Linked DNA regions of Homo sapiens: regions 1, 2, 3, 4, 5 and 6 are each linked to region 7. Evidence: chromatin loops called from intact Hi-C (ENCODE). Cell type or tissue: HCT116. All regions are shown on one strand.

Region 1 (4,000 bases), 460 kb before region 7:
CAATATTTTGCTAGTTTGGTTGGAGAGCTGAATCACGCAATACCAAGAAATGGTGGCAGAAGAGGTTTGGGGAGGCTGAGTTTCTTTTGAGAAAATAATTATACTGAAACAAAGCTTTTGTGACTCCTTTTAAATAGGGCATCTCACCAAAATGTCATCCAGCCTCTTTGGCAGATTAGTGGGGAGTTTATTACTAAATCTCTGTCTAATAAATGTGCAGTTGACTCTGGAGGAGCTGCTTGTTATAATACTGGCGGTGGGAAATGGAGGGAATGTCACAGTTAAAGACACAAATTTTCCCCATAATATATTCAAATGGAAACCTCTGAATCCAATACTACATGGGCATATCTAATAAATTCACAATATTTCAGTTTCCGCAGCCTTCACCGGTTAGTTTTAAAGATTTATGTGGTAAAAAATTACTCAGTGATGAATATGGTTTATTCTGTGCAGTATTGGAGGTATAAGGAATTAAACTACCATCTTTAACAGTGAATTTATTATTACCTCTGTCAAAAGACGAAGACGTTAACAGCATTTGTTATAAATTCACTGCAAAATAAATGGCTGGAATTTTTTACACTGGAGTTTGTAAAGCATCGGGCAATTCTGAGCATTAACCTAACCCGGCCGTGGCTTATATGGTTCTAGGTAAACGTTTCTGTCTGGGCTTCGTAGTTAATTATCTGGTCTGGAATTTTCCCCAACTGAAAACTGTGTGCACATGGACACACACACACACACACACACACATACATACACAGAGAGAGAGAAAAGTGAAAGGTCTTGTCCAGGACAACTGTTTAGGAATAAATAGATTAGACTATTTATAGATAGATAGAATAAAATAAAATGCCAATTTTATTCTCTTTTTAAAAAATGGGTTTTAGAATAAATGGTCAGGGTTTGCAGGATGGGTTGATGAGCAACTGGGCCTCTTGTTAGCAGGTTTACATGCATGCATATGCACACACACATAAACACCCTCTCCCTTTTGTCCTCTCTTGGAATGGGTGTCCCCTCATTTATAAAAATTACCTGGAAGGAATGAGGCTGCCAGGGTTTGTTCTAGACGATTGGTTCCTGTCTGGGGGAAAGGAATGGCCTCTACTGAATTTGACCGGTATATGACCGTTGCCTTCCAGCTGACCCCAAATCCCATTCCCATCCTCCTAACTCCGTTGCCTCCCATAGGGGTTATTAATGAGAGAAAACACCATCATCATCATCTTCGTCATCACAGCACAGTGTTGACCTGCTTGTTAACATGAAATGGGGTGGTGGGGACAGCTTCTGCTTCTCTTGCATACCATCATAAATAAGAAAAGATACTTTGCCATAGGATCCCCTCACCCACCCCTTTGATTAGGTCAGAGGTGCATAATAGCTCTTTGACAGGCATTGATCAGTTTCATCACACTGTTTGGGCAGCCTGTGCCCCAGGCCTATATTCTCCCCACTTACTACCCCTAAATTACCTCCCAGATAACCCCCCACCCATCCCCCACTCAGCCAACCAGAGGGTATGGTGCCTGAGGAAGTCCTAAATGGACACTAGATGTCACCAAACACCTCCTTTCCCTCAGAGCCCTGAAATTAAAAAAAAAAAAAAAAAGAAAAAAAAATCCTTCATTTAAGGCAATTGAAGGAATTAACTTATCTGTTTTTATGAGGGTTGTTGTCACATTCAACTAAGCACACTTAAAAGAGGAAGTATTGCTGCATTAAGATAATTTTTACAACATACAAATCTCTTTTGGAAAGAACGGGGTCAAGGGAGGGGAAAGGTCTCCATTCTTTTAAGTAGCCCATTGAGGAAGTAGGTGGAGAAAACCGGGTTAAAACTCCCATTATAATTGACATAGTGTTGTGTTAACATAGTCCAGGTGTGCTGGCGCAGGCCTGCCGCATTCAGATGACTAGACTGGCTGTGGAGCCAGGATCTCATCTGAGTTTAAGTAGCTGCAGTCCAGGGTGACAAAGTCCATTCTTCTCCACATAAGACCCATGACCATCTGACAGCATCACGTGTTCCACGCTAAACTTGACTTTGTCTGTATGGCTCCCTGTTTCCACATCAATTCCATCAGCAAGGAAGATGACCCAGACCCTGGTGTGTCTGGGCCATGAGAATACCTTCCCACCCCAGCTAAGCCACCGTGTAAGTATAAATCTTATGCGTACCCAACTTGTTGCTCCAAGGCTGCTTTCCATGGAAATAAGGCACTGGACAATTCCTTGGAAGAGCCTCAGACCAATTTATGAGGCACACAACCCAAGCCCAAGAGATGTACACTGGCTCAGTTTACCTTAAATGGAAGATCTCACCCAGTGGCCTCTTCTCCTTCCTAGTCAATTGAAAAAGAGCTTCTCTTTCCCTCTTTAATTTGTCCTTATCTTCTGAACAGCTCATGTTACCACCATAAATAACTTATGGAACAGGATGCTTTTAAAAAAAATGGGCGTTTAAGTCTTATCTTGGCTGGGCGTGGTGGCTCACACCTGTAATCCCAGCACTTTGGGAGGCCAAGGCAGGCAGATCACTCGAGGCCAGGAGTTCAAGACCAGCCTGGCCAACATGGTGAAACCCCATCTCTACTAAAAATACAAAAAATTAGCCAGGTGTGGTGGCTTGAGCCTGTAATCCCAGCTACTAGGGAGGTTGAGGCAGGAGAACCGCTCGAACTCAGGAGGCAGAGGTTGCAGTGAGCCAAGATTGTGCCACTGTACTCCAGTCTCGCAGTCTGGGTGACAGAGCAAGACTCTGTCTCAAAAAAAAAAAAAAGTTATCTTGAATAGTGGAACAAGCATGATGATGATGATGATGATGATGATTTTTATTTTTTCTTGAGATGGAGTCTCGCTCTGTCATCCAGACTGGAGTGCAATGGCATGATCTTGGCTCACTGCAACCACTGCCTCCCGGGTTCAAGCGAGTCTCCTGCCTCAGCTTCCCTAGTAGCTGGGACTACAGGCACGCGCCACCATGCCTGGCTAATTTTTGTATTTTTAGTAGAGATGGGGTTTTGCCATGTTGGCCAGGCTGGTCTCGAACTCCTGACCTCAGGCAATCCACCTGCCTCGGCCTCCCAAAGTGCTGGGTGAGCCACCACGCCCTGCCAACAAGCATTATTATTATTTGGAAAGAATGTTCCCTAGTGAGAGACACTGGAGCCAAGAAGACAGGGTCACTTTTCTGAAAGCTAGGACTTGTGACTTGTCTTATCCAAATAGAGGCTTCTTACCTCTTTTTCTCCCACTTATAACAAGTGACCATAGGCCAAGCACAGTGGCTCACACCTGTAATTCCAGCACTTTGGAAGGCCGAGGCAGATGGATCACCTGAGGCCAGGAGTTCGAGACCAGCCTGGCCAATATGGCAAAATCCCGTCTCTACTAAAAATACAAAAATTAGCTGGGTGCCGTGGCACTTGCCTGTAGTCCCAGTTACTCAGGAGGCTGAGGCAGGAGAATCGCTTGAACCCGGGAGGCAGAGGTTGCAGTGAGCCGAGACCGCGCCGCTGCATTCCAGGGCAACAGAGAGAGACTCCGTCTCAAGAAAAACAGAAACAAAAACAAGTGACCACAGTGGTGCTGGTCCACAAAAGGGTCTTGCAATCTGCAGATAAAAGGAACTAAGCCAGGGCACCACACTATCACACGGAGGGTGATTCGGCACCTGCCCTGTCATGCCTGGTGCCCAGGCCGAATGGATTTTTGGAGTACACCTGTTGTTGAACCCCTGCCAAGTACTGATGGCCACTAACCCCCAAATCACTTTTCCCCACTGTTGATGTTTGGAATGTCAGACAGGACTGAGCAGCAGCCGGCGTGTATTTCAAACACAGCAGATGGATTTTTATATTAGCTCCTATTTCATGTTCAGGCAGAGCGACCGCCACGCTAAAACCACAGCCTCAATGCTGCCGAGTTTGCTTCTGTGAGATTAATTCTGTGAAATTAATTGGGACAAGATTGAAAAGGAAATTAAAATGCA
Region 2 (4,000 bases), 130 kb before region 7:
AATCTGATGGGGGCTGGCACTTTCTGCCTTCAGAATATTTGTTTCCACCAGGAGTGAATCTCAGTTCTTGGCTGTGAGCAGTTGCAGAGGTCACATGAGTGGACAAAAAAGGAATGTGAGTGAGAAGGGAGATGGGGTGAAGATCTTCCTGAACAATGACTTAGCGAGGACAAGTCTGAATCTCCAACTTCATCAGACTCTGTGAACGGTGTTAAATCTTGACTTAGGGGCTATGGGCTTTTGCCTCTCTTTGTAGCCACAGTTGCCCAAAGAGAACTAGTAATGCTGTTATCTTCAGATGCAAAGGATAACACATTAGTAAATTATTCCTTGCTTATACTTCTAATGTCACATTCCCCTTGTCTTATAGTTGTTTTGTGATGAAAGAAACTAATGGGATCTTAGAATCAGACCTGGGTTACATGGCTTAAACTTTTTAAAAAAAATTTAATTGTGGTAAAATATGCATAACATAAAATTCACCATCTTAATGATTGTTAAGTGTATAGTTTAGCAGTGTTAAGTATATTGACGTTATATTGCAACCTTTTTTCATCTTGAACAACTGAAGCTGTACCCATTAAACAACGGTTCCTCATTCTCCATTCCCTTTCAGTCCCTGACAACCACCACTCTACTTTCCATCACCATGAATTTGATGACTCATGAGTGGAACCACACAGTATTTGTCCTTTTGTGAATCACTTATTTCACTTAGCATAATGTCCTCACAAGGTTCATTCATGTTGTAGCACATGTCAAAATTTCTTTCCTTTTTTTTTTTTTTTTTTTTTTGAGATGGAGTCTCATGCTCTTTCCCCCAGGCTGGAGTGCAGTGGCATGATCTGGGCTCATTGCAACCTCCGCCTCCTGGGTTCATGCCATTCTCCTGCCACAACCTCCCGAGTAGCTGGGACTACAGGTGTGCGCCACCACGCCCAGCTAATTTTTTGTATTTTTAGTAGAGACGGCGTTTCACCATGTTAGCCAGGATGGTCTCGATCTCCTGACCTCATGATCTGCCTGCCTCGGCCTCCCAAAGTGCTGGGATTACAGGCGTGAGCCACCATGCCCGGCCTTCAATTTCTTTCCTTTTTAAGGCTGAATAATATTCCATTTTATGGATATGCCACATTTTGTTTATCTATTTATCCACTGATGGACACTTGGGTTGCTTCCACTTTTTGGCCATTGTGAATAATGCTGCTATGAACATGGGTGTACAGATATCTTTTTGAGACCCTGACTTCCTCAATTCTTTTGGATATATATCCAGAAGTAGAACTGGTGAATCCTATGGTAGTTCTATTATCAAGTTTTGGAAGAATAACCATACTGTTGGCTTAAACTTATTGGGCTTTTATTTTCCTCATCTATAAAGTAGACTTGAGGTTGTTGTGAGTATTAAAGAAATCATGTGCATAAAGCTCTTGGCTCAATGCCTGGTACATGGTTGAAATTTAAGAACTGGTTGTTTCCTATGAACTCTTGAAGACAGAGACTGTTTCATTTCGGTATCTAACCATTTAGCATGGCGCCAGACATATAGTAGGGGTTCACTATATGACTGTTAGTGAATGAATGAATAATGAACAAACATATCCTTGTAACTTTGAAGTATGGCCGGGAGCAGTGGCTCATGCCTGTAATCCCAGTACTTTGGGAGGCTAAGGCAGGCGGATCACCTTAGGTCAAGAGTTCGAGGCCTGGCCAACATGGCGAAACCCTGTCTCTACCAAAAATACAAAAATTAGCTGGGCATGGTGGCAGGCACCTGTAATCCCAGCTACTTGGGAAGCTGAGGGAGGAGAATCACTTGAACCTGGGAGGCAGAGGTTGCAATGAGCCGAGATCGTGCCATTGCACTCCAGCCTGGGAGACAAGAGCGAGACTCCATCTCAAAAAAAAAAAACAAAAAAAACCTTTGAAGTACATAGAATAATTCCTGCACATTGTGGGTGTTTAATAAATTTCAAATGAATGCATGTAATAATCCTATATGAAGCCTACTTCTTCTGCATCCTACTTCATGAGAAAAGGAATTTGCTCATGTCCCTAAAGTTCCTGAAGGACAATTCAGAATCAAGTATTTGACCTACTCCCAACTTTCTGGGGATCCTCCTCTTTCACCATTCATGGCAAATTCTACTGTGCAAGGGATACAAAGGAGGAAGATCTCCATGTGAGAGTAACCGAGCACTTCAGTCTGCACTGTGCTTGCTAAGTTTTCTCTCTTTCTACCATGTTCACAGAACACTTGCTGTGAGCTCCAAAGCATGTTGAAGAGCGGGGCTGTCCATGTTGAATCCTGTTAGTCATGCAGCTGAGGGAATTCCAATCACCTGACCCGGGTCTGACCGCAGTTACCAGTCTCAAGTCTGAGCAGCGTCTCCAGTGCTGGGCTGCCTTCTTGACTCCAGGAGGCATGCCTGCTCTTACAATGAAACTCAAGTCTTTTTTTTTCCTTCCCACAAGTTTGGCTTCTACTTTTCTAAGTGCTGTTCATCATATACTCTGTGTTGTAAGTACTCAGCTCTCTAGCATCTCTTTATACTACCTTTTATTCTTCTGGAATATCCTTCCTTCCCACCCACAAGCATATTAGGCAAAACTTGCCCACCGTGGTAACTGGAAACAGGACTGAGGGGAAGGAAAACTCTCTCCCAGGTGCATGGAGTGGGAACTCATTTAGGGCATCTTTAGTGCCATACATAGAACCTGGAATACAATAGGAGCTCAATTAATACATGTTAAATGGATAAATATTGGTTAAATGCATCATGTTTCTATACAATTCTCTTTAAACTATAAACTCCCCAAGCACAAAGTTAAGAACTATGTCTCTCTTATCAGACAAGATGCCTCCTAACCCAGATTATACAGGAGCATTGTGAGGGCAAGCCCATGCCAACTCCACATTCTGTGAGCTCCCAAAACTCCACCAAGGACCTTGCTTAATGATGACTTAGACCAGGGTTTCTCGACCTCAGCATTATTGACATTCTGGGCCAGATCCTTCTCTGATGTAGGGAGCTGACTGGTGCATTGTAAGATGTTCAGGGACATCCCTGGCCTTTACCCACTAGATGCCCATAGCAACCCCCTCCCAGTTGTGACAACCAAAAATGCCTTCAGATAACAACAGATATCCCCTGTGTTTGGGGGAATGAAGAGGTACAAAATCACTCCCTGTTGAGAACTACTGACTTAGACTGAAGCAAAACACGAAGGGATTTCTCTACTTTTTATTGCCTGTGGGAATGGAAAATATTTTTCTAGCAGAGAAGTTGAATATTTATTAGATTAAGAATTGGGCCGGGCACAGTGGCTCATGCCTGTAATCCCAGCACTTTGGGAGGCCGAGGCGGGCAGATCACAAGGTCAGGAGATCAAGACCATCCTGGCTAACACAGTGAAACCTCGTCTCTACTAAAAATACAAAAAATTAGCTGGGCGTGGTGGCGGGCACCTGTAGTCCCAGCTATTTGGGAGGCTGAGGCAGGAGAATGGCGTGAACCCAGGAGGCAGAGCTTGCAGTGAGCTGAGATCCGGCCACTGCACTCCAGCCTGGGCAACAGAGAGAGACTCCGTCTCAAAAAAAAAAAAAAAAATTGGGCCAGGCGCAGTGGCTCACACATGTAATCCCAGCACTTTGGGAGGCCGAAGCCGGCGGATCACAAGGTCAGGAGTTCGAGACCTGCCTGGCCAAAATGGTGAAATCCCGTTTTTACTAAACATGCAAAAATTAGCCAGGCATGGTGGCAGGTGCCTGTAGTTCCAGCTACTCAGGGGACTGAGGCAGGAAAATCACTTGAACCAGGAGGCAAAGGCTGCAGTGAGCCAAGATTGCGCCACTGCACTGCAGCCTGGGTGACAGAGTGAGACTCCATCTCCAAAAAAAAAAGAATTGATGAAAAATGTACTTCCAACTCCCAGGTGTTCTCAGAATTGAACCCGGGAGGACTCCAGGTGAGAAAATCTTTGCCAGGGACAAAATTTC
Region 3 (4,000 bases), 400 kb before region 7:
TGCACAGCACTCAAGGGTGGCCAGACCTCATCCTGACTCTGAGCCAACTGCTGCTCTTGGAGAGAGAAAGTAAAAATGATTGATTCTACATCTTAATTAAGATAAACAAAGAGGGACATCAAATAATGGCCCTGACAGTTTGAAACAAACTAAAAGTACAGCTTAGCATTTCATAAAATAAAAAGCGTTTGATGTGAGGATGGCAGTTTAATAATTTGTAAATATCACTGGCTTAGTATTATAGCTAATCCAAATATTTTCATTTCTCATCATAAGTCACCCTCTGTTGATGGCTTGTCCTCTTCAACTTACAGCTTTCACCCTCGAGCCTTCAACAGAGGCAGAGAGGAGAGGAACAGAAAGGATCACAGGTTCTCTCTGGAATGTGAATTACAGCCTCAGCTTCCTTTATACTTTCTGATTCTGAATATTCACTAGAAAATACCACTGACCAGCCCAAAGGATGTATTGCCTTCTTCTTCATCTCCTCTAAAACATATCAAACTTTAATTACAGCTTCCTATTAGCTTCTGATTGTTTCTTCTTCTTTAATTTTTTGTAGAGATGGGATTTTGCCATGTTGCCCAGGCTGGTCTCAAACTCTTGGGTTCAAGCAATCTACCCACCTTGGCCTCCCAAGTGCTGGAATTACAGGCATAGGCCATTGCACTGGGCCTGATTGTTTCTTAATTAAGAGAAGCTGAACTTTCTCCAGTTCCTTTTTTTTTTTTTCTCTTTTTCTAAAATTAGAGGCTGGGCTCACACCTGTAATCCCAGCATTTTGGGAGGCTGAGGCAGGCAGATCACTGGAGGTCAGGAGTTCGAGACCAGCCTGGCCAACATGGTGAAACCCTGACTCTACTAAAAATACAAAAATTAGCCAGGCATAGTGGTGCGTGCCTGTAGTCCCAGCTACTTGGGAGGCTGAGGCAGGAGAATTGCTTAAACCTGGGAGGCGGAGGTTGCAGTGAGCTGAGATTGCGCCGCTGCACTCCAGCCTGGGTGACAGAGTGAGACTCTGTCTCAAAATAAAGTAAAATAAAATAAAATAAAATAAAATAAAATAAAATAAACAGATGGCATTCCACTATGTTGGTCAGGCTGGTCTCGAACTCCTGGGTTCAAGCAATCCTCCTGCCTCAGCCTCTCCAAGTGCTGGGATTACAGGTGTGAGTCACTGCACCTGGCCTCTGGTTTTTAAATTATAGAGAAATAAAAAAATTGAACCACCATACTAACTGTAATGTTCCTACAGTACTGTTTTTATATCATAATGAAATAGTCAGCTATAGATCTATATCTAAAATGTGTTTTATTGCCCTAATGCCCTCTGAAGAAGGGTAGCTGAAGGGTAGGGGTATTCTTGTTAATGCCTATGTCTACACTTCCTTGGGTGGGTATGGAGGAAGACAAGCAGAAAGCTGTGATAATAATTATAAAAAGATAAAAGTGGAAACCTCTATGTTGGCCATAGCCTTGTGATTTGGCTTTTGTGAAAAATATTCAGGGAAATAGTAGGGAATTTTAACAATTGATTTGGAATTCCCCAGGGTGCAAGCCACAACATATATCTGCGAAAGCAGAACCGAAGGAACACCATTGGGCAGACGGAGGCTTTGGGCTTTTTAAAAAGGTATGTAAAAAGGGAAGGGTGAGGATGCAGACGTGTCAGATCAGCCTGTTGTGAGATATGACTCTGGACTCAGGAGAAGACCATTTTCTCATGGCCTCCCCATTCTTTTTGCTAAGGTTCTTAACAGAAATTTTTTTTTTTCCTGCTGTTGGATGATACCAAGTCCAGGCTCGAGACCACACTGGATGGACATGACAGGCAGGGGCCCACAGAGGGAAGCTGCAGTTCAGATAATTCTCCACAGGGAAGCAGTATGAGATCAGGGTTTAGATAGAGGCAGCCCCAGCATCACCAGCTCTCCCTGGTTCTAATTGGAGACAGTTTTCCTCCTTTCCTTTCACTGTGTAAGATAAGCACCAACAGGGCAAGCTCACCTTTCAGGAGAGCCCCTGAGCCTAACTGCAATCCTCCATGTAGCCCTTTACTCCCAGGCCTGTTCCTCCTCACTTAAACAGCTGGCTTTCAGCATATTGCTTTGTTTATTCCATCTCTGACCTATGCATTATCTGAAGGATGCCATAAGGGTTCAACATGCCCACCTTTGTGAAATTACCTCATTCTGAGCTGCTGGGTTCATACCACTGACACAGAGGGGAAACCTGCAGAGGGAAGCTTAGCAACATGTCACACACATGTTGTTCTTGGCAGTATGAATTCCGGTGACTTTTGACATTTCTTAAACAGGAGTCAGTTATATCTTTCCTACTCTGAGGAAAATGGTGCCAGCTACAACTTGATCTTGTTTGAGTTATAGAAGCAATACAACTTTATAGACAAGACTCTGAATAGAGAGCTTACAACTGAGATTCTATCTTGACAACATCCCATTGATAGAGTGTGTGATAACTGCAAAGCCACTATTTATCTTACTTGCTTATGAAATTGAAATAACATATTGCTGATAAGTCTTAAGAACTAAGTACCCTATGTCCACTTTGCACAAGCACCCAATACTGTGAATATACTTTTTTTTTTTTTTTGAGACAGGGTCTCACTCTGTTGCTCAGGCTGGAGTACAGTGGTACAATCTCAGCTCACTGAAACCTCCACCTCCTGGGATCAAGGGATCCTCTCACCTCAGCCTCCAGAGTAGCTGCGACTACAGGTGCACACCATCATGCCAGGCTAATTTTTGTATTTTTTGTAGAGACAGGGTTTCGCCATGTTATCTAGGCTAGTCTCGAACTCCTGAGCTCAAGCGATTCAACCACCTCGGCCTCCCAAAGTGCTGGGATTACAGGTGTGAGCCACTGCACCTGGCCTGAATATTCATAAGAGATAAAATTTTGCCCTCTCTTTTGTCAGACATTCTCTAGAATGCATGTTCTTTCATGGACAGATTGGCAAATATTATAAGTATCAGATTCAAAACTTTCTAAGAAATTTAAATGTTGAATTCTTCTAATACAAGAAGCAAAAATTCCATTTTCAGCGTTTCATGTGTTGAGAGTGAAAAGGGGGAATATAAGAAAGAAGTGAAGTCCAGATTTCCTAAAGTACATCTCAGGTAAGCCTCTCTCTTATCACATATTTTATTTTTTTACCTGAAATATTTCAGAACTTAAATGTTTTTGTCAAATTTGAAAAAGGTGTGTGGTATTGACTTCTTCATACTGATCTCATTTTTATTTTCTTTATAGTCTGTCCAAATCATTTTCAGGCCCCTTAAATCAGTTACCTTTCTTCTAGGGACAATCAATAGAAAGCAAGCAAAAAGAAAAAAGAGTGAGACCTGCCCTCTCAGTGGTCTCCTGGGTAACTTTATCTCCCAGACAGGATGATGCAAAGATGAACAGAAGAGGGGTTTCTGAATAGATTTCCAGTAGGATTGCTGTCAAGATGGGATCAGCTGCAATGGTGCCAGATAAAAACTGCAGGAGACCGAGATGGGTGGATTGCTTGAGCTCAGGTGTTTGAGACCAGCCTGGGCAACAGGGCAAAACCCCATTTCTACAAAATACACAAAAATTAGCCTGGCCTGGTGGTGTGCACCTGTAGTCCCAGCTGCTCGGGAGGCTGAGGTGAGAGGATAGCTTGAGCCAAGAGGTCGAGACTGCAGTGGGCTGAGATTGTGCCACTGCACTCCAGCTTGGGTGACAGAGGAAGATATTGTCTCTAAATAAATAAATAAGAAAAGGTTAGGTAAAGGTAAAAATTATATGGAGTCCACTGCAATATCTCTTATCCAAAAGAAATTTGTTAAAAAAAAATTTTAACAGCTCAAACTACCTTTGAGGCTAATAAAGGCACCAAAATGGATTATCAGACCATGATTTGAGGTTTGAAAAAGGATGCCAGTGCTGACTGACTGGGAAGCTATTGGAAATAAATTAAAAGGCTACATTATGTGAAACAGAGGGTCACAGC
Region 4 (4,000 bases), 270 kb before region 7:
CTGAGGGTTGGAGCAGAAAGATAAAGCAGCTTTGTGTCAGGTGTAAGGTAATTATTTCCTAGGGTTTCTGTGCTATTTGTTTTTATTCCCTGTGTTTTCATTAACAGTTAATGAGTTTTCCCCCTTAATTCTGAAACAATAGTCTTGGCCACTAGAAGTTGGCTTTTTCTGCCACAGATTCAACCAGCTGTTGCTGCTCCATAAACTTTATGGAGAAGTGAATTAAACTGCTAAAACTTCATTTACTAATTCAATTCCAAATAAAACAGGGAGAAAAATGAACCATGATGATGTTCCCCTTGTAACTATTTTAGTTCACAGCAAATCCGTTTAGTCCTGAATTTGCAGATACTATTTTGAGACAAAAACAGGCCATAATGACAATTTTACCAGAGAAATGAGAAAGAAATTTAAAAAGACAGAAAATGGTTTAAGCATTAAAAAAAGTGAGAAAATAACAAATAACAGAGAAAACATATATGTTTGCTTATTCAATATGTAAAGTCTCGATTTTTTTTGTTAGTCTACATCATCGTCTTTTATTTCTCTTCAAATTAATTGTGAGCTATATTATAAAGACTCTATTCATATTTGCAACCAACTGTTTATATGGCGTGGTTAAAAACTAAGGTTTGCAGCCGGGCGTGGTGGCTCATGCCTGTAATCCCAGCACTTTGGGAGGCCGAGGCAGGCAGATCACCTGAGTTTCGGGTTTGAGACCAGCCTGACCAACATGGAAAACCCTGTCTCTACTAAAAATACAAAAAAATTAGCCAGGAATGGTGGTGCATGCCTGTAATCCCAGCTACTTGGGAGGCTGAGGCAGGAGAATCGCTTGAACCCGGGAGGCAGAGGTTGCGGTGAGCCGAGATTGTGCCATTGCACTCCGGCCTGGGCAACAAGAGTGAAACTCCATCTCAAAAACAAACAAACAAAAAAGAACAACAACAACAACAACAACAAAACACTAGGGTTTGCTATTACTTCACCAAGTATCTCTGGATTATATAAGGAAATTTAGATTAATTTAAAATTGAAAAATTTTAAATTATTGTTGTTGTTGGAAGGAAACACATGACTTCCTATTCTATTTAATATTTAAGATCCCATAAGAAATACAGCTCCCTCTTTAAACTAATAAATTCTCACTAAAATGCTATAAATAAAGCTCCCTGATCCAAGTCCAGTTAGTTTTCATGCTTGATAGCATTAATATTGCCAGATTTTCATGGGCCAATTTAATAGTAATACAGCTCCCAAAGCTGAACTATAGTAAGGTTAGCAAAACTGCAGCTTATTGGTCCTTATTATAACCATTCAACTAAGTTATTGAATCTAATACCAACTAAAGATATATGTTGGGTACAGATGTGACCATATATGAAATGTTACTCACACATAAGTATATTATAGAGCACATTTGCTGCACCAAAACTAAAATTCTGTCAACACTTCCATTATAAATTACATACCATTTTGCACATATTCATGCATTAGAAAATGTACTGTGTTTTCCAGAGAACATCCTAGAGGCTTCACCAATTTCTAAATATCCATTTGGATCTGTGTGGTTAGTTCTTGTGATTAATCCATGTATAGTGAAGGACTCAAATTCTTCTCTGTTCTATACAGTCGGACTTTCTGCCTATCTCTCTTTTTTTTTTCCTTTACTACACCTATCTATAATTCAATGTATAAATATTCCTTTTTTCCCCCCAAAGCCCTGGCAGTGAGTGTAATGGTACTGAATGTCATTAAGTCTACAGAATAAATGATAGGTCAGGTAAAGAAAGTTTCCATTTATCATTCTTTTAAAAAGTTGCTCCAACTGGATCTCAAATGTACAAGAAGTAAATTGAACCTAAGACTACAGTTTTTAGCTTAGCTTAGTAAAAAACTACAGTTTTTTACTGTTTGCTAATTATGTAATCATGCTAAGAATAACAGCCTTCTTAAGAACCTTTAGAGATAACATTTGAGGAGAGTGGCACAGTCTAAATAATCACAAATGGAGCCAAATTGATTAGACACTCTTAGTATAATCACTATAACAACACCTGTGAATCCAACAACCGAAAGGGCAGCATAGCTTAATGATATTCTCAGAATGAACTATATCTGTCAGTGGTGGATTGGACAGGAAAATGTCAGTGGGAGCTAATTGAAAAGTTCTTTTTTTCTTTTTTTCCCTCAAGAAAATGGTCCTTTGTAATGCAGTTTTTAATTTTGACCAGTAGGGTGAGCTGTAGTGTGTAGCATCATCCTAGTTCTTAAAAAAAGAAAAGAAAAAGAAACAAGAAAAGAGAAAAAAAAAAAAAAAGCAGCCACTGTCTTCTCCTCTCCCACCCTGTAAGAAAATGCTGGGATTTTTAACCCTTCTTAGGTTTCACATAAAGGCATAACTCCTGGATGTTAACAAACTGTAGGGCTGGCAGCAACAAATATAAACCAGATAATTGTATATGTGACAACCCACACTTCATAAAGCAAATTACAGCCTGTCAGCAGTCATTCCAGCTTCACACTAACACATTCCATCTACCACTGGTATTGTTCAACTGGTACTAAAATGGAACCTGCTGAGTGGGAATATTTTCAACAGTAATGAGATTTTGACATAATTCAAAATATATAAACCTAGGTATTTGGTAGTATGTGGATAAATATATTGTAAAATGAATGCACTTATCATATGGCAACCAGGCAATCATAATCTGGAATTATTGGCTCATAGTTCTGTTTTCTTTGGGCCACTGTATTCTCAGTCCTTAATTCTTATTACAAAGCTATCCAACTGAATTTTCAGTATCTTTTGACATATAGGAGAAAGTTAGCTATAATAATAATAATTATATAATAGCTAGCTAAACTCTTACTGGGTACAAGCTCTGGGTCAAGACTTTTTGTGGACTATCTCATTTAATCCTCAAAACAATCCTGAGATGTATTATTATCCCAAAGATGAAGATAAAGAAATTGAGACACAAAGATGAAATAACTTACCCAAAGTCATATAGGTGACTCATAAGTGGCAGGGCCAGGCTTTCACCCCAACTTGTCTGATTACTAAGCTCTTGTTCTAATCCACTGAACTATATAGCCTGAAAATCTGCATGTTTAATAAATCATGATCATTACTCAAAGGCAAGGCATATTGAATGACAGCCAGTGAGTTGACTTTATGGTATATACTATCAATTAGTATTTTAACTTTAATAAAGTAAATCTATAAATTATGATTATTAGTGATAATAGCAGTAGTCACGTTAGGTATGGAGAGTAGAACTGACAGACAAAACAAAATTTGGTCAATGATTTGGTCAAGAAAGAAGTGGTCCAATTCATAGTTGAAATTTATTATCGAGTAATGTAGTAATTTTTTCAAAATATCACTTTTTGGTATGAATTTCATGCTTGCAAAATTTAGAACAGCCACCTCAGGCTTAGTGAAATCAATATACTGATTTTTTTCCAGCACCTTCTGTTTGATTCTGTTGGATACTTAAATATAGCATTGACCTGGCTTGGTTAAAGAATGTGTTTCCTTTCTGGCACCATCATGCTTTAAGTCTCAGAGCAGGAAAAGCCTTTGAAAAATATATAATGCCACATAAATGTAGCAATTTTATTACTATTGGTTCATCTTGCTTTCTTGTCCCATCTTTCCTTTCTCCCAAACAGCAAGTTGTAGTAGGCCTTAGCACTTATTTACAATCCTGATACATTTTGGGGTCTACTATGCCCCAATTGGTAAGCCAACATTACTTAAGAAACTTCTTGAGAGAAACTACAAGGCTAGTTGGATTCCAATATCTTCCATTAAAGAAGAATGAGATGGCCGGGTGCAGTGGCTCATGCCTATAATTGCAGCACTTTGGGAGGCCGAGGCAGGTGAATCACCTGAGGTCAGGAGTTCAAGATCAGCCTGGCCAACATGGCAAAACCCCATTTCTACTAAAAATACAAAAATTAGCTGGGCGTGGTGGCAGGTGCCTGTAAT
Region 5 (4,000 bases), 280 kb before region 7:
AGCAGTAAAAAGTTTTCCCTGTTTAGCTCCTTCTAATGTATCTCATCCCAAACAAATAGGGAATTTTAATGAATCCAAATTAGGGGGAAAACATTTAAAATACTAATACTGTCAAATTTAAGTAAATTTGCTATTTTTGAGAAAGCAAACATGTAATAGATTCCACATGAAGAGCTCCTTGAATCATCCTGATGTTTCCTAGGAAAATTAAGGCAGATGTTTGCTTTATAGATGAAAGCATTTGCACACACAGAGCTAGAAAGCAAAGAAGGTAGAAGTAAACTGCCTTACTTTCAGTTTCAATTATATGATAAAAAAGTTATATTTAAAATAAGATACTTAACAGGTACTCAGATGCAGTTTCCTAGGAAATTCCCTTCTATCCTACACTTTGACAAATATTCTGATACCCCAAGAGACCCTGACACCTTCTTATAGCTACACAAGTTAAACTTCTGCAAACAATTTCTATATTATACTGTTATCAACTTTAATATTCAAAAAAATTAGTCATTGTAATTTCCCTAATAGTGCTAAAAGAAAGAGCACAAAATATTAAGCTAATTAATAAATTCTGTTTTAAAAATAAGTATTCTAGAATGAACCTTTTCCCAATAGCCAAGTAAAGACAGATCCCTTCAGAGAGCTTTGTGAAAATATATCAAGTAACTTAAAAACAATAAAGAATGTATACCCAAGAACAATCACAACTTTTTGGTGACCAAAGCAATTGAAATATGCATAGTAGTAAATAGCACAGGTATAACTAAAGGCCATCTTCTGCTTCTCTACTCAGATAAGAATGTTCCAGAGTTTTTATAAAAATCCACAATTTTATCTGTCTCATGAAAGCACGGCCTTTACATTAAAAAAAAATCAGGCCCAGCAGGTATCTAAGAAATCTGACACAGATCAAGAAATCAAGGTAAGATTGCCTAACCTGATTATAGTTAAATCTCAAAAATGTTATATCAAATTATTATTTTTTAAAAATACATACAAATTAGATCATTCCTATGTAGATCCATAAATGTTTTGCTATTAAGATGTTTGATCTGTAGGTTGGTTAAATTTTGTCTTCAGGTGCTCATAGGAATGTTAATACTAAAAATTAATATTAATAAATAGCTGAGATTAAAATTTTATTCACATATCTTAAGGGAGAAGCACATAGTTTAATAAAAGTAAATTGATTTCCTTATTTAAAAAAATAATCATAATCTCTTAAAGTTGGGGAGAAAGAAGAAAAATTAGTCAAAATTATGAGTTTCCTAATTAATATTTGATCATTGTATATTCTCACTCACTTCACCTGCGACTGACCCCTTTTCATTTTGTTCTGCTATGTCTATATCATTCTTCTCTTACAATTCCTCAATTAGTATAATATTCAGTACTCCCTTTTGAGGAAAAAAGGGCAATATTTAATATTAAAAATCATGGTCTCAAATTTATTCCTAGAGTTCCCAGAATAACTAAATAGGACCCCATATTTTCATCAGAATGTGATTTGAGCATAAAGGCAATCTACCTTAACCATTACTCAAGTTTCTGAATAGCCTGAAACAAAACAAAACAAAACAAACTAAGGGATAGTGTCTAATTTTAATCACTTTTTGCATTGCCATCTAAGACACATTAATAGCAACTTTTCATTGATTCTTGTCTAGAGATCAACTATTTCAAGGCAGAAGGGTTACTTTTAGTAGTCTCCTAGAAAACAAACATAATTTTTTGCTACCTGTAAAAATTTATTCCATAGGCAATTCACATGAAGACATTTGCACACCAGTTCAGTGTCTTCTTCAGCTATTTGCTACTTACTTAGAACTTCAATATCTGAAATGTGTCCACCATAGAAGGAATGCTACAATAATAAGTTGTAAAATAATTGTAAAACTGGTAAAATTAATATGTTGTAGGAGACAGAGGAGATCTGATTAAATATGTTAGAAATGCTAACCACATCCATTTGTAATTGGCAAAGAAAAAAATATCTGTGAATTTGGCTTAAAATTCATATTTAACACACTCCCTTTATTTATCTGTTTAGGAATACAAACCCTCAAGATTATAGTTTTATTTGTCCTCCCTTTAACTTGTGTAATAATAAGAACATATGAAATGATTTTAAGAAAGTAATATTTTTGAGGTTTTAAGGAATTAATAAAAGAACAGGAATTTCTCATATCTGAGTATGCGTATGCGTACGCACAGATACATATAACAGTTTTAATTTTTGAATTCACTACGTAAGCTCACATGTTGAGAACTTACATATCTTAGCCTTCCTCTTCACTAAAGCAAAACAAAATAAAAATCCAGAAAAGCCCAAAAGTAGTATTTCCTTTTACCACGAGAGGGAGCTAGAGAATTCTGATCTCTTTCAAGGTCTATAAAACCCTCTTAACTGCTACTTTATAGACATTCAATTACAACAGGCCATAATACATTAAAGCATTAAAATACACATATATCCCAACATATGCCAAAGCAAGCACTACACTGGTGTGCTCTCCAGATGATCACCAATACCAACATCTAATAAACACTTAGGCATCTTCTAGTGGTTTATATGAGATTTTACTCTTGAGCACTCCCCTCCCCATAGGGCAGCTCTCTTGGTTAGGTGATCCCCTTGGAATGGAAAATATCAAGCAGTGTGATAAAATACCTAAGCACTGGAAGTATGACAGGGGCAGAGTGAGGTAAGGATTAAGAGAACTGAAATTTATGTAGTTTGGAAAAGTGAAGACTCTGGGGATAAATGTTCAGTCTTTAATACTTTCTAAAGGTAACAATATAAATGAATTAGGGGAATTATTCAGTCTCAGAAGATGGTATAGAAAAGAGCAATGGCCTGAAACTAAGGAAGGAAAAGTTTAGGTTAGACATGAAGAATAAATTAGGAATAATAGTTGGGCAGGAAAGATGTCCGGCAAAGGGAGGACCCAAAGCGTAATCACTATATTTGATAATTAAATGAGATATTAGTAAGAATGATGTGAATTCATTAGAAGGGCTAGATTAGATAACTCAAAGTAATTTTTTTCCCCTAAGCTCTGACAATCTCTAGGTTCAACTGTATTCTTGGGCATTCACAAATGTCTTTCATTGATGATAATGATCACTTGTAGAGAGAAGAGCTAGTAATTCTAGTTAACCCTATGTTTTGTTGATTAAAATAAAATCTGGGGTATTATAATGAGACAACATAATAATAAAATTAACCAAGACAACAATGTATATCTTTCAGATTATTCTGTGAAAATATACTATACCATATAAGCTATATTCTAACAAAATGGGTCAGCAAATTGGAAAAGGCTTCTATAAGTGAAAACTTCCCATAAAGGAACAATTCCTCTCTAAATCCCAATCTTTTACAAGCCAGAGAATCCATTCCATATAATCTTTCTTTCCTGCTAGACCAGTGTATCCGGATTTAAGCTACTTAGGGCCCAACATAAAAAAGGCTGTCACTCAAAGTTAGAAAGGCAGCCTAGAGCAGAAGTATAATATAGTTTATGAATTCAACAATCTTTCCCTAGTAAGCCATAATATTCTAGACTAAGACGTGGTTCAGCATTGTGTTAAATAGTGTTATTAACCTTTCTTTTTTACTTGAAAAGTCAGACTTCTATGTTAGGCCAAAATAAATTATGACTAGTAGAAAAACAAAAACTATCAAAGCAGGAAGATTCAGGAAGATTCCTTTGCTCACTAAGGAATCACATCTTATTCCTTTTTCATATCCTCTACATAGCATCCAAACTCGTGATGGAATAAGGACATTCAATATTGGTATTCAATAATGAACTCTTCATTAGTAGTGTATTAAAATCTATAACATGGACAAAAAGGCCAAAAAAGATAATTAATTAGTTCTATGTCAAATCAATTCAGGGGCTTAATGCACGTTATTCATAACTATAATTGTTGGCATTTATGGAGCCTTTTTGAAATTCTTTATAAACTATACCACTTCCAAATCATCCTA
Region 6 (4,000 bases), 310 kb before region 7:
CTCATGGGCTCTCTAAATGAAAACTTTAGTTTCACCAGACTCTTCTCCTATCAATCCTGTTACCTGTAGTTGCCCAAAGACAAGTTGTGGAACATTTGAGATTTTCAAGTTATACATAAAGCTTCTAGAAGTTAAAATTTTCTTTATTCTTTCTAAAACAGGATAATAGAGGCCTCTACAACTCAAATCTGACAAATGTGTTAAAAATTTTTGTTGCTGCAAAACCTTCAGAAACAAATAACTGAAGTATGTATAGAGACCCCAGGATCTGAAAAGATGGCAGATTAGTCCATGAGCATTCAAAGATACTTGTTATTCCCAGTATAACATATCCCATTTTCTCTGGTCATTTTTTTTCTTTATTAACTCTTGTACATTACCAACACAACCCCAGATTTTGCTTATTCTATGAAACCTCCCACACCTAGAATGTCTACTTAGTGGTCCTGGACAACCACCTTTTTCAAGGCTTTGTTCATAAGAGGACTTACTTCATTAAATCCACTCCCAGTTGGTCACTCCATTACGCCACATTTCCTTGTCAGTTGGTACACAATTTTAAACAATTATGCATTTGTCACTGCTGTCTAATTGTTCTCTAGTTTTTCTCTTTCTAAATAATATATCTTGCAACAAAACTGTAATTCCTTATAACCAGTTACACACCTTTTTTAAAAAAAATCACCCATAGTACTTAGTTGAAGTTATTTACCATAGTAGGTATTCAACAAATGCTTCTTGCATTAATAAATGAAGAACCACAAATACATCCTATGAACAGAATTTCAATTTTAGAATGAATCAATAACACCTTTAGACTACCATCAAGATTGTGAAAGTGATAATTTTTGGTACATGAATTTAAAGATCATCTAAATTAAACCAAAAGTGTAAAAGTACCTTCATTAAAATGGAGACTACAACCTATAATAGAGAAATTAACTCTAGATCCCTAATGCTTATTACTCCTTTCGGATACATCATTCCATGACACTGGAAAATATTAGATCTGATAGGGATTTTGCAGGTAGCGGTAAAACCTTATGTAAGTATTTTTTTAATCCACCCACGAAGGATTATGTTGAATTCCCAGACAAGTATAATTTTCATCTGCATGTCTAACATACCTATAGCAACATTACTTAATATATGAGTATGTGAAGTATATTTTATTATAGTAGTAGACAAGCAAACTGAATGTGTCCCAGGAAGGGGTCTTTTCCATTAACTTTTATAAAGGCTTTCATTTCAAAGTTTCATTAACATCTGACAAGCAAGCTGAAAAAGCTTTGCTTAGAGCTTAGGTTAGGGGCAAAATGCATTTTGGTAGAACTATTCCAAGATTACACTGACTGACTGTGCGAGAATATACTAATTTGTTTTGTTTTGTTTTGTTTTGTTTGGAGTGTGGAGAAAAGAGAGAGAAAGGGAGAGAAGAGTCATGGACCCTACTTTATGGTTGCCATGGATGCAAGGTCAGCCTTCCACACTTGGATCTACCAGCAGAGTTCAGACAGGTCAACGTGTGACCGGCTCAGGCCCTGGGGTTAAAAGTTCAAGCAGCTATGGAAAAACCAATATGTCCACGCAGAGTATGCTGTACAATTTATTTCAATTTACATCAAGCCATGCATATAAAATTTAGATAAATTCCATTCAGATCTGATGTTGCCTGACACACAATGTATGCAAACAGATGTCTGTGGGGCTTTTTCTGTGCTTTAGAAAACAACATTAAATTTAAAAATATGTCTCTGGGATTTCTTTATTGAATTACAAAATGAACATAATTTTAACTTAAATGTTTTCATTCTTTTTTCCAATTTTTTTGTGTGGGGGTCTTAATAATTTCTCAGTTCTCAATCTACTCTATGTCATATTAAAGAGGATAATGTATATTTACAACTACAGCTTCAGTGTTATTGTAGTTATAGATTCTATTTATATCCCTTACCACTTTCCGCAAATATTTAGTGATTGATATTTCTGATTTATCTCTGGTTTCTAGCCTCATCTCCATTCCTTTCTACTTTGAACATAGCAAGTCCTGGAGGCTGCTGGGTCGTCTTCCAGCCACAAGGTGGCTCCCCCAATCCCTTCTCTCAAGCCAATCGATGTACACCTTTGCTGAGTTCTCCAGGCGGACTACAATTCAGAGCTAATTATGATCTATAAATGCCATTATTTTCATTGTGAAGTAAATGGCTTATGACCAAGACCCTGGTACACTAAGATACAATGCAAAATTAGTCTTTAAAAATAGGAGAAAGAAAAATACCTTTGTATTTGCCTAATTTCTCTTCACCCATCCTTCCAAAAGTACAACTGAGCTATCCTTAGAGTAAAATAAGAAAAATAATAAAAGGCTCCAGAGGAACCTAATTTTGTTGTCAATGAACATAGTCATAGACTAGACAAGGTCAAATTTTAAGAAAAGTATACAACTTATTCTCACTTAAACTAGACCTACTTTTGGATTTGATATTTTACCACAAGAGAGTTTTGATGAGAAGACTTTGCAAAACTTTCTTAGAAGTCCCACATCATGCCATCATTGAAGAACAGTGATCTCCAATACTGCAAGGCTTTAAAAGGAGTGGAAATATTACATATTTCCTTTTTGTTGCTTAGCAAACATGTTGCATATTTCATAAATGTGATTTTTATAGAAGACATCATAATTTTCTACAGCTGAAATAGGCATAGAAAGACAAATCATTCATCCAATTACATGGAAGGTCTTTCTAAAAGTCTGAGTCCTAATTTCTCACAGTTTTTCATTTTCTGTTCTGGAGAGAAGCTATTTAACCTTTGGGCAAGTTTCGTTTTCCTTATCTGTAAAATGGAGATAAAAATAGGAACTATGCCTCATGGGATTTTTGCCAGGATTAAATGAGTTAATATACATAAAGCACTTACAAAAGTCCTTGTTACATAATAAAAGCCATATAAATGTTTGTTATTATTATTATTGTTTATTTGAGCTCAGTTCCTCCTTGACAAGTACTTCATGACACAATCACTTGAGAAAAATAAACTTTCATAGATTTCATAAAGACCTGAAAAGTATCATTTTTTTTGATACCTGAGAGCTCTGATCGGGGTAACTGACGGTGTATGGGCTTTTTCTTCCTCAAGAACTTTAAAAAATTAGCATTTTCATCCCAATTCATGGTATTACTTTCAATATGACACTAAAAAAAGAAACTGCTGATTTCCAAATCTCAAGCAGGTTTTAGATAACACTTTAAAAAATGCATCATTTTACTAAAGCAAAAAACAACCATAAGTAGTGGTTCTAATAACTTGGTTCCGATATTTGTATTGTAAATATTTTCATGTTACTTTTCCACTATATTAAAAAAAAAGTCTTTAGGAGCTTACTCATGCCAGAATATAACTTTGTTAAGCCTCTTGTTAAACTTAGAACGTATGAGTCCCCTGCTTCTAACATAAATAAATGTTTTGAATTCCCCAGTAAGCATGGCCTTGACAATTCTCAAGTAAATTTTCTAAGGATATAAATAATATCCTTAACTTAAGGTGGCCTGTAATAATTCAACCATGAGCAAAGGCTTATGTGGACACAAAATCCTGCATTCACATAAAACCTTGTTTGTATAAGGAAGGGTCTCTATGCACAGATATAAATATATACATATGTGTTGGTATATATATACATATATGTCCACATATATACTCTCTTGAAACCTCCCATCTATTTGGAAATACATATTCAGAGACCAAGAAAGATAATCAAATCCATTTTCAATAGCCAAGGAGAAGAGTATGACATTTTTAAATACCTGCTATACTGTCATGCAACTCTTTATTCTTTATTATGTCTGTCAGCTACTACTAGGTGCCTAGTAGACAAATGCTAGTTCTAGTCCTGACCATTTATTTCTATTTGGAATAATTTCAAGCCTAACTCTCTAGAACTACTTGAAAATGTTGTCTTGGTATGTTGGCCTTGCACCTTTAATGAGGCTTGGAATAA
Region 7 (4,000 bases):
GTCCTCAGTGTCCCCAAGACCTTTTGAGCCACTGTCACCACCTAAACTGACTTGGGTGTGGAATTCAGATAAAGCAAGGTTGCTGAGTCTCCCATTTTCTCTCCTTTCGCCTTGGGGAGCCTGTAGTTAAACCTGGCTCTCCCTGCAGACCTGGGAACCAGAGGTCTGAACACGGAAAGCTGGAACAAGCTGACTGGGTGCCACACTCTGTGGCCACTGCGTTCCCTGCCTACCCGGCTTCACGATGGTGGTGGCCAGGCTTTAGAAGGCCCCAGTCTGAGGGTCAGAACCAGTAGCCTCCTGTAGCAGTAGATTGGCAAGGGAGAGGAATGAGAGACAGAAAGAAAATTTTGAGCAACAAAAGTGGAGGCTTTACAAATATATTCAATCCATTGTTTATTCAGGAAACAGTGGTTTGTTTTTTTGACGGGCACCTTTTGGGGACCCCATACACCCCAACATTTGTAAAAATGAAACTATCACTTTTCCAAAGGGAACCTTACCAGTGAGGTCATTTGGTTCTTCAAAAGTGAACCTAGAGAATGAGAGAGGGGCTAGAAGCGGGAGAGAGATAAAGGAAAAGAGGAGGAATGGAGAGAACCAGGGCTTTGAATTTTCAGCGCGTGGCTGAGGGGACCGTGAGGCAACGGAGGGCCGAGTTAAATTGTTGCCGAAGCAAACATTTTTATCAAGTGCAGAGGATTTTATGGTCATTATTTGAAAACTCACCGGCGAGGTACAAATTCAATGGCTTGTTCTAAATCATCTCTACACCGTGCCAGAAATTCCTGATGGAAGGAAAATGTTTCTGTTATAGGAAAAAAAAAAAAAAAAAACGAAAGAGCGAGGAGACAATTTATAAACACCCAGCGGAGCGCAGATTTATTAGAGAAACTCAAGTTGAGGAGAAACTCCGCTTACCTCCTTGCACTAAGTCCTGGTGGGGGAGAGGAGAGGCTGCAGCTGGGGTGATTTTGAGGGGGTGGGAGTATCTATTGCTGGCGCAGGTTTGTCGGATGGAAGGCAGGGATCCGGCGGGGCCGGGAGGACACAGGAGATTTGGAATGCAAGGGGCTGTGAACAACCAGGGTGCGGGTCTCAGAACGAAAGTGCCCGGAGTCCAGACCTCCAGCTGCTCAATGAGGAAAGGACCGGCGCCCCCAGGTTTGCCTGCGGCCAGGGCCAAGGCGCACTGAAGCCGCACCTCTCACCTGGAAGCCCAGGAACCCAGGGAGAACAGAGCTCCTGCGTCCTGACGCCGCGCCCGCCTTCGCGCCCATGGGAAAACGCGCATTCTTTGGGAGCGCGCAAAGCATCCAGAGACCACATCCGAGCCTTCCCGCACCCTGCTGCCCTGGGGAGCCCCTGCCCCGTGCCTAGGTCGCCCTGCGCGAGCCCAGCCCAGCCCTGGACTCATACAAAGGCTCCAGAGCTTGCGCCCGTGCGAAGCCGCCCTGCCGGCTTTGGGCATCTCCGAATCCCCACAAAAGCTATGGCTCCATTCCCCCACACACACAAACTGGGGGGTCTCGGGCTGGCTTACGTGATTTTCTCTCCAGCCGATGGGCAGCTTCCTCTCCATCCTACCTTCTTTTGCCGGCTAGCCCCTCTCACCTGACCTGCTGACCCGCATCCAGGGACATTCCTTTCGCCTCCTTTCACGGAAAATCTCGTTGTTTCGAATCAATTCTCCTTTTGGATTTGGACCCATTATTCCTATTATTACTATTATTCCCCGTTTTCACGCATTTGTTGCCCCACCGAACACAGCAACTGGGTGAGAATCACTGAGCCCTCCTCTTGGGGAAAATTCAGAAAATTGACCATTTGAGGAGATGGGGGAACACTACTATAACTGAAATCTATAAAATGGGGGTAAGGCCATAACGAGCCCTATTTTTTTTATTAGGTACAAATTATTCATGACTTTTGGTAGCACTCAGTTCCTGGATTCAGGGCCGACCAAGGCGCGGTGCCGGGAGCAGACATCCGCAGCTGCCGCTCCAGGGAGTTTCACATGGAGCAAGGGTGCCATCTAGCGGCTGCTCTGCGAAAAGGCGCCGCAGCCACCGGCTCCACCAGTTTTCTGGGAGAGCAGCCGCAGAGGTGGCCAGCAGGAGAAACTTTCATAACTAGCAGTAAAAGGGGAGGGATAGGGAGTGGGCATCGGAATCAGGAAACGGTTCATGAAATTGTGTAGATAAGCTAAAAAATAGAAAAAAAACACAACAGAGGGGAGGAAAAAAAAGAAGCCCTAAGCTTTTTTCTTTCTACGTACACCTCCCACCCCTGCCCCTAATTTCTAGCGGAGACCGCAAAGCAGTGCGCCCTTTATGGCCTGTAAAAAGGGGGACCGAGCAGTTTTCAAACTCCACGCGATTGTTTCAAATTCTGAGGAGAAACAGTTGGGCTTTTTGTCGGGGGAGAGGAGGCCTGAGAGGATAGGATGAGACTGTAAAAGAATCAAGAGGCTGCCCGCGCCCAGACGTCTGGCCCCGCCGGACCTGAGTGTGTGTGTGTGTGTGTGTGTGTGTGTGTGTGTGTGTGTGTGTGTGCGCGCGCGCGCAGGAGGCTCCTCGTTTCCGACGCCTGATTCTGGAGGGGGTGTGAAGAACAAAGACAAGAGCCCCAGTTGCAATTTCTGAAGCATTTGCGACAACAAAGTGTTCTTTCCCGGCTTCTCTCTTCTCCCTCTCTGCCCCCTGCCACCCCCCGCCCCGGAAGCCCGGAGCCCCGTGTTCTGTGCGGGTGAGGGTGAAGGCTGCCGGAGCGGGGCCCACCCATTCCCCCGCCAGGCCGGGAGCCCCGGCCCAGCTGCGGCTCTCTCAGCTCCGGAAAGTTTCCCCTCGCTGTTTGCTTTGCTGCTGTTTAGTTTCTTAACCTTCAGAAATTTATACGCTATAAACTTTTATAGCGGTCATATTATTTTATTGCTGCGCACACGGCATTGAATTCCTCTCCCGGCTTCTCTCTGCCTCGCACTCTGGCGGTGTCCCTCTCTGAATCTCTCTTTTATGACAACTGATTTCCCCATCTCCGGCTTCCGAGCCTCCGCATCTTCGCCTTTGTTTGTCTTTAAAGAAGCAGCCCTGGGCTGGGGACCCAGACGCTGCAGGCAGAGGCCCCTCCAAGCGCCCTCGCCCCTACCACGCAGCACTCCCCTCTGTTCCAGCCTCGCTGAGCGTTTGCTTTAGGCAGAAACCGACCTTCTGTCTTTGCTGTCAGCACCGGCTGGGCCTGGGTAGCCCAGGATGGGGCAGGAGCCTGGTCTACACCAGCTGTAAAGCCAGATTCATTTTGCATCCCTAATGAAACCCTCTTTGGAGGGTGCCTGTCCGGGCCTGCCTGATGCGGAGCTCCGCTTTCTCCTGCCTCCCGCCGTCTCTTGGATCAGTTCGTCCTTTCGTTGGAGGAGGGTAGGCCTGGCCTTTTCACTTGCAGTCTCCCTTCATTCGGGCCATGCTTCGTTCCCAACTCTACCCCAACTCGCAGGGTCTCCGCGGGCCGCAGTGTTGCCGGCTTGGGTTGGGGAGAGGCTCCTGAGGTAGGCGGGCTCGGGAGCGCCGGCCCGCCGAAGCGGAATCCCAAGGCCTGGATGAGAAGCGCAGGCTGCCGAGAACTGCGATCTTCATAAGAGGCTCTGGCGAAATCCCTCAGTCTGAGAGGGACAAAAATGTGCCTCTTGAAACTGAGTTTAATTCTGGGGTCCTTTTGGGAGGTGAATTTTTCTACTGAGACATTTCTGCTTCACACTCAATGACCTCTCCACCCTTTGCAGAGGTGCTTACCCAGGGCTCAGCCCCTACCAACCCAGCCCACCTCAGACCAAGGCTGCTACCCTGTGGCTCAAACTGGAGCCTCCAACCCCAGGTGGGGGCCGAGAACCCTAAGGCGTTGGCTCCCTTTGAATGGAAGGAAAGAGATTCCAGCCCTCTGGAGGCCTCTGTCTAGACCTAGGCACCCTACTGCAGGGAAGAACAGAGGGAAATTACTGTGTTCC

What was found. Peaks named below come from ENCODE experiments on the same cell type or tissue, not always from the same donor. Only the 100,000 strongest peaks of a DNase experiment are listed, where the experiment ranks them.
Region 1: a loop joins it to region 7, with 9 times the contacts of the local background. A loop is called at or near these places in 35 of 110 quality-filtered maps.
Region 2: a loop joins it to region 7, with 2.5 times the contacts of the local background. A loop is called at or near these places in 9 of 110 quality-filtered maps.
Region 3: it touches region 7 in a loop (10-fold over the local background); 10 of 110 quality-filtered maps call a loop at or near these places.
Region 4: a loop joins it to region 7, with 3 times the contacts of the local background. A loop is called at or near these places in 17 of 110 quality-filtered maps.
Region 5: it touches region 7 in a loop (7-fold over the local background); 68 of 110 quality-filtered maps call a loop at or near these places.
Region 6: a loop joins it to region 7, with 8 times the contacts of the local background. A loop is called at or near these places in 24 of 110 quality-filtered maps.

What each region holds. Positions count from the first base shown.
Region 1 is chr17:48,152,294-48,156,293 of GRCh38, forward strand. The region is part of intron 11 of SKAP1 (src kinase associated phosphoprotein 1); the gene reads right to left. LOC124904018 (a long non-coding RNA gene) reads left to right here. Exons shown (of 2, transcript XR_007065827.1): 2 at 1-583. Among named protein-coding and RNA genes, the nearest start is that of MIR1203, 2.2 kb to the right of the region's middle. In HCT116, a CTCF peak has its summit at 1,560 (motif pointing right); a DNase peak (open chromatin) is centred at 1,608.
Region 2 is chr17:48,484,389-48,488,388 of GRCh38, forward strand. It overlaps LOC124904019 (a long non-coding RNA gene), which reads right to left. Exons shown (of 2, transcript XR_007065828.1): 2 at 2,544-2,718. Among named protein-coding and RNA genes, the nearest start is that of HOXB1, 45 kb to the right of the region's middle. In HCT116, a CTCF peak has its summit at 2,402; DNase peaks (open chromatin) are centred at 118, 663 and 2,363; H3K4me3 peaks cover 1,527 bases; H3K27ac peaks cover 2,502 bases.
Region 3 is chr17:48,213,897-48,217,896 of GRCh38, forward strand. The region is part of intron 4 of SKAP1 (src kinase associated phosphoprotein 1); the gene reads right to left. Among named protein-coding and RNA genes, the nearest start is that of MIR1203, 59 kb to the left of the region's middle. In HCT116, a CTCF peak has its summit at 1,868; a DNase peak (open chromatin) is centred at 1,895.
Region 4 is chr17:48,349,778-48,353,777 of GRCh38, forward strand. All of the region lies in intron 3 of SKAP1 (src kinase associated phosphoprotein 1), which reads right to left. Among named protein-coding and RNA genes, the nearest start is that of SKAP1-AS2, 57 kb to the left of the region's middle. In HCT116, CTCF peaks have their summits at 2,230 and 2,440; a DNase peak (open chromatin) is centred at 2,254.
Region 5 is chr17:48,333,722-48,337,721 of GRCh38, forward strand. All of the region lies in intron 4 of SKAP1 (src kinase associated phosphoprotein 1), which reads right to left. Among named protein-coding and RNA genes, the nearest start is that of SKAP1-AS2, 41 kb to the left of the region's middle. In HCT116, a CTCF peak has its summit at 2,359 (motif pointing right); a DNase peak (open chromatin) is centred at 2,360.
Region 6 is chr17:48,305,925-48,309,924 of GRCh38, forward strand. All of the region lies in intron 4 of SKAP1 (src kinase associated phosphoprotein 1), which reads right to left. It overlaps SKAP1-AS2 (SKAP1 antisense RNA 2), which reads left to right. Exons shown (of 2, transcript NR_131240.1): 2 at 1,407-1,905. Among named protein-coding and RNA genes, the nearest start is that of SKAP1-AS2, 14 kb to the left of the region's middle. In HCT116, a CTCF peak has its summit at 2,071 (motif pointing right); a DNase peak (open chromatin) is centred at 2,087.
Region 7 is chr17:48,616,716-48,620,715 of GRCh38, forward strand. No RefSeq gene overlaps it. Among named protein-coding and RNA genes, the nearest start is that of HOXB8, 3.4 kb to the left of the region's middle. RefSeq lists an enhancer at 795-1,318. In HCT116, a CTCF peak has its summit at 2,056 (motif pointing left); a DNase peak (open chromatin) is centred at 2,036; H3K4me3 peaks cover 1,984 bases; H3K27ac peaks cover 1,857 bases.